2 separate regions of the Homo sapiens genome follow, and region 1 is linked to region 2. The links are chromatin contacts, found by POLR2A ChIA-PET in ENCODE. All regions are on one chromosome and are shown on one strand. The core of a region is the stretch at or near the end of the contact, and the rest is flanking DNA. Distances in the headings are between cores, read along the strand shown.

Region 1 (2,799 bases), core at 164-2,663, 310 kb before region 2:
CACAGTCAGCATGTTTAAATAAAATAGATTAAATGAAAAATAGCAAAGTGTGTCACACATAGTAAAGGTAAATGATGTTTTGTGAAACTTTCATTTCAAATATGTACATACAGCCTAGTCCTGCTTTACAACAATCATGAATCATGAAAATCTTTTTAAAAGCTGAAATAAAACATAAAATATGTAGCAGAAGACATGACACATAGCGAGCTATTGTTAGTGATAACAATAAATCATTGATGCCCCAAGGTCCAGAGTCACGAATTGGGAACCCCTCCCCTGACAAGGCTACTTAGTGATCTGACTTGGTAGAATTACGTGGGACCCGCATTTTCAACATATTGTAATCCTACAGAGGGACCAGAACAAACTTTACCATAGTGAAAGGAGAGAATAAAGATATATGGCTCTACAAAAAATAGGATAGAGTTTTATTTAGCTTACCTCAAGAGACAGTTTGAATATTATCTCTGTTAATTACTGGCCATGTGACCTTGCACAAGTTGTTTAATTTCTCTGGGCCTCAGCTCCCTTAAAATGAGGATAATAATAGCAGCTTCCTAATAGGTTTGTCACAGGGATTAAATTAGTTAAGGGTATAAAGTGCTTATTATGCCTGGCACACAGTAGGCACTCAATAAATATTAGTTGTCCTTGGGTTTGTCATTATGATTACCGTCTCCAAAACAGACAAACCTATGAACAAAGACTATCTTTCTGCTTCTCCTCTTACTTTCAAATTATGTTTATATTTTATTTCTATTGCTGCAGCAAAACAAAAGACTTTTTAAAACAAAGGAAAAGGCTGCAAACTGTATCTTCAGGGAATTCTTTATATATTGCCACCTGCATTCTTCTTTTCTCCAAGATCTAAGTTATTCTTCCAGGGTAATTTTTTATTTTTCTGTCTTGTGTAGCAGGCAGAGCAGGGTATGTATATAAATGCTCACATCCTAACAATATGCTGAAATTTTCATCAGGAGATCCAAAGGTGCTAAGCCTAGCTTTCTGGATGTGTTAATTCTTACTTCCGCAAGGAAAATACTGTATGGAATTGATACGACCCACGCAAAAGGCTGTTGTGCTTTTCTGATATTCACAGACACATCAGCTCCTGGATTAAATTTGGGATTTAACATAGCAGAGTCCAATCCCCTGACATTGCCTGGTAACCGCCTGGCTGAAAATAGACTTTCTGGATGACCGCTGAGTTTCTAAATCACATTACCCTTTTGTCAAGTCACGCAGCAGGTAAACAGTGGAATAATTTAGAATCTTGACATCAGGGAAAAGCACGCACTCCAGAGAGGAATTAGGCTCTCCAAGGCTGCATCTCTCCTTTGCCTTCTCCTTGTCCTGGAAGTGTCTCGTAAAATCGTGAGTCATCCGCCATCCTTTCACTCCAAGTCCTGTCCTGTTAGGGGCCCACCAGCCCAATAGGGTTTGGAATGCCACCCACTCTGACACCTCACCCAAATCCTTGCACTCAGTGTCTCCTTTGAGTCTCCCGCAGCAAACGTTTCCCATCTGGAGTAAATAAATGACCTAGGGGGCTGGACAGAAACTCATGAGAATAACAGCAACCAAAAACAGACCCAAAAGAAACAGACCATAGCATAGATGATTTTCCCCCAACTTTTTAATATGAAAATGTTCAAAAATGAAAGGCGATGGACTAGTACAACAAATACATACACACCCATCACCTACGCTCACCAAATGCTCATATTTCAGCATTTTTTGCTTTATCTATCTATGTATCCATTTGATCTTATGTGTGTGTGTGGCCGTGTGTGTGTTGGCCTTACCCTTTAAAAGTAAGTTGCTGATATCATGACACTTCACTCCTATATTTCACAGCATTTGTTTTCTCAAAATAAGGACATTCTCTTACATGACTTTAATACCATTATCACACCTAACAAATTAAGAGTAATTCATAATATCATCTACTGTTAGTCCACATTCCAATAGCTTTCCTTATCCCAAAAACTCAAGCATGGTGTTTGATTACTATAGCTCTTTAGGCCCTTTTAATAAAGACCAGTTCTCTTACCTTTTATTTTAATGATAGTGACTTTTTTACATGTGTCCAGGCCAGTTGTCTTACAAAATGTCCCACATTGAGCATGGGTGAGTTGCAACTGGAAGGGCAGGAGAAAAGAGTTGTGCACAGCAAGGGTCAGCGGAATACATTTGACTTTCCATCTCATGCGGAGTGGAGGGCCAAGTCCACTCGGGCCTATACAACGTGCCAGCACCCCACTTCCCAGCCCCCACAGACTCCCCCTGCAGCCATGCCAGCCTTTTTGCTGTTCCCCAATATGCTAAGTGCATACCCAGCTCGAGATCTTGGCACAAATTCTCCCCTTTTCTTGAAATGCTTTTCTCTCACATCTCAAAACCATGGCCCCTTCCATCCTGAAGGTCTTTGCTCAGAGAAGCCTTCCTCCGCCACCTCATCTAAAATTGCAAACCACCTTCCCAACCTAACTTTTTCTTTATGGCACATTTCACCACCTAACTTTCTATGTGTTTTATTTCTATTGCTGATTTCCTGTCTCATCACCTGCAATATGTGTTCTTCAAGGACAGGGTTTTGCTGTGATTTCTTCATGACTGCACTCCCAGTTCATATACCAGAGTTTGACTCCATTGAATTAGCAAATATTTGTTAAAACCTACCATTGAACTCTAGAAACTGCAGAGAAGCATATGTCAGATGTCCCTCTTAAAGCTGACATGACCTGGTTATCCAGCCCCTGCTGCCCCAGGCCAGTGGTGAAGCCACTGTCCAGC
Region 2 (2,700 bases), core at 91-2,590:
AGGGATATATGAATACTTAATACATTTTTAAAAATTTTGTTGCCGTGTCGTTAACAGGCTTACAAAACAGGAAATGTATGATTACTATCCTTTAACTTCAGACTGCCCCATGATTTCAGTGCCATGTTTCATATGTGCTAATAATCAAGCTGGCTAAATATTACTACTTCAATTTCCCTGAGCTAATGAGAAAAGATCAGTGGTCTAATACACAAATGAAGTGAGGACCAAATGATATTATGGAATACCATGGAATCATCACTAAAGGCTTTGTATCAGAAAAGTTATAGGAGAATTGAGATTGCCTATGATAACTATACCAACTCAAAAAATAAAATAAAATAAAATAAAATAAAATAAAGGAAGCCTCTGCCAGAGTAGTCAATAGTATATTCACATTGTAAAGGGTGATTTAGTCTCAGCAGAGTATCATCATTAATATGCAATATTAAATTCATATTGTTACTTTACATGCTACTTTTTTTGCAATTATGTTGTATTTATTTTAAATTGTTTTAGCAGAAAAACTGTTAAACACAGAAGTTTATATCTGACTTTTTTCTTTATAAACAAAGTAGCATTAAAGCCAGGTGTGGTGGCTCATGCCTGTAATCTCAGCTACTCAGGAGGCTGAGGTTGGAGGATCACTTGAAGCCAGGAGTTCAACACCACCCAGGGCAACACAGCAAGACCTCATCTCAAAAAAATAGATAAAAGCAAAAAAAGTATCATTAAAATAAAAACTGTATAAGTCAACATTGTGGGTATGGATTTTTTTCTTTTAAAGACATTCATACATTATTTAAATTAGAAGAATGCCTCTAAATATAAAGACAAACTACTACCACTTGGTTTGGGAAGCACTGAACTCAGCAATCTCCACATGTGGCCACTTTGCCATTAGGTACTCCATAATGAACAAGTGTCAGGCAGATCACAGTACCACAAGAAGCCTAAGATTTAGGAAGAGGGAGAAGGTCCATGAGAGAGCAACATGCACACATGTTTATATACAATTTCAGGGAATTCACAGAGTTCAGAAAGCTATCCACTGATTCCAGGATAAGAATACCCAAACAAGAGAGAATAAGAATAGTTTGTAAGAGGTGCATTATTTAATTAATAAGGAGAAGATGATGGCATGCAATCAAGAGAAAAATAAGTTGGGACCAAAAATAATTTTTTTCCTGCAGCAATAAAAGAATGTAGAACAATTATTAATAGGTTTTGCTGATGGAAGTTGAAATGCATGTATCTGCAATTCCAAATCTCATGATCTCACTTCCAGTGAGTCAAATTATGAAAACAGTTCGTCACCACTGAAATATTTACTAGAGATGTTTCCATATAAAAGGGGCATATAAGTGCAATGAAGGCATAGGGAGTTTATCAGAACTGTAAGTACTTAGCTTACTTTAGTTAAAGAGATATGAACAGAATCTATGGAAGACTAAATGTAGTAATAAATAATAAACTTGAGATATGCAAAAGTAAGGTGTTGAAGAGGCAAAAAATCTCTGGTTTCCCAATGTCTATGGGTTTCAAAATATGATTCTTATTTAGGTGAGAATTAAAGGCTATAACTATGAGGAGATTAGAAATAATTATGAAAAGCTATGTTTACTAGATGCCAAAGAACCACTAAATAATATTTTGAAAGCCCCAACACAATGTTTTGTTGAGACTTATTTTCACCAAGTACAGACTTCAGATGAATAAAAAGATTTAATTGCTAAATTTCATGGTTTGTCAAAGAAAATATCAGGTTTCACTCTATCAAAGACTAATAGAAAAATCAGAATAAAAACTGTGTAAATTATTTACATAGCTTAAGTAGATGTCAAAGATTGCAGACATGCTCTGAGGAACAGAACTAATCATCAACCCATGACCCACGCATAGCTAATTACCAACCCCAATATGGAGAAAACTTTCATCATCTCTTCAGTTTATAATGCAGCTTTCAGATCAAGGTTTCATCATTTCTGGCCTTAAATAAGAATCAGCCATGCAAGGAATTTAATTCAAAGCATAAGCACAATTTCAACACGTGTTTATCTCATATCGTTTTTTCTCTACTTTTCCCTTTCAATTTTCATGAGAAAACAAACTGTTATTTCTTGAAATATACAACCTGTGGGGTAGCCTTGAGATCTCAGTCACCTCCACTTCCACAATCACATGTTATCCAGCTAAAATAAACTAATGAAACTGAAGTCTTCTATGGAATAGCCATCTTATGAATTTACTGTTTGAGTAAGTAAACTAGAAGATAAAACAAGCCATTCATTTCTAGGACTGAACCCCTCTCTCCATGCCCAATTGGGAATTCCCAATGAAAAGGCCAACCTCATATAAACTGATAAGGTTTTGGCATGTTTCTGATAACGGTGACAGACCTGATGAAGACTTTTTACCTACTCATCCTCAGAAACCTCTCAAATAATTCAAATTGCAGTTTGACAAACAGATTATCTATAAAAAGCCCTCATTACTTAAGATTTTATTTAGAGCAATTCAGAAGGGATCGTTCACTGAAGGAGGAAGTCAGTGTGATGTTTCTTACCAGCTAAGCTATTGAAGATATACTTCATACCATTCCTCCTCACCCCTGAAAAAACAAAACTGGATACTAACTATAATTCCCTGAAGATAACGTGGTTTCAGGGCTCCTTCCATGTACTTTTAAAGCTTTGGTGA

Evidence for each region. ChIA-PET counts read pairs that join two places held with the same protein, here RNA polymerase II (POLR2A).
Region 1: POLR2A ChIA-PET joins it to region 2 with 14 read pairs in activated T-cell. The contact joins two enhancer-like sites. POLR2A ChIA-PET finds 5 or more read pairs at or near these places in 2 of 52 experiments (activated CD4-positive, alpha-beta T cell and activated T-cell).

The regions. Positions count from the first base shown.
Region 1 is chr5:67,236,910-67,239,708 of GRCh38, reverse strand. No RefSeq gene overlaps it. Among named protein-coding and RNA genes, the nearest start is that of TILRLS, 30 kb to the left of the region's middle. Within about 2 kb of position 1,413, at least 2 of the 41 ENCODE cell types and tissues checked have a DNase peak (open chromatin) inside an H3K27ac peak, as active enhancers do.
Region 2 is chr5:66,931,876-66,934,575 of GRCh38, reverse strand. All of the region lies in intron 4 of MAST4 (microtubule associated serine/threonine kinase family member 4), which reads right to left. Among named protein-coding and RNA genes, the nearest start is that of MAST4-AS1, 71 kb to the left of the region's middle. Within about 2 kb of position 1,340, at least 2 of the 41 ENCODE cell types and tissues checked have a DNase peak (open chromatin) inside an H3K27ac peak, as active enhancers do.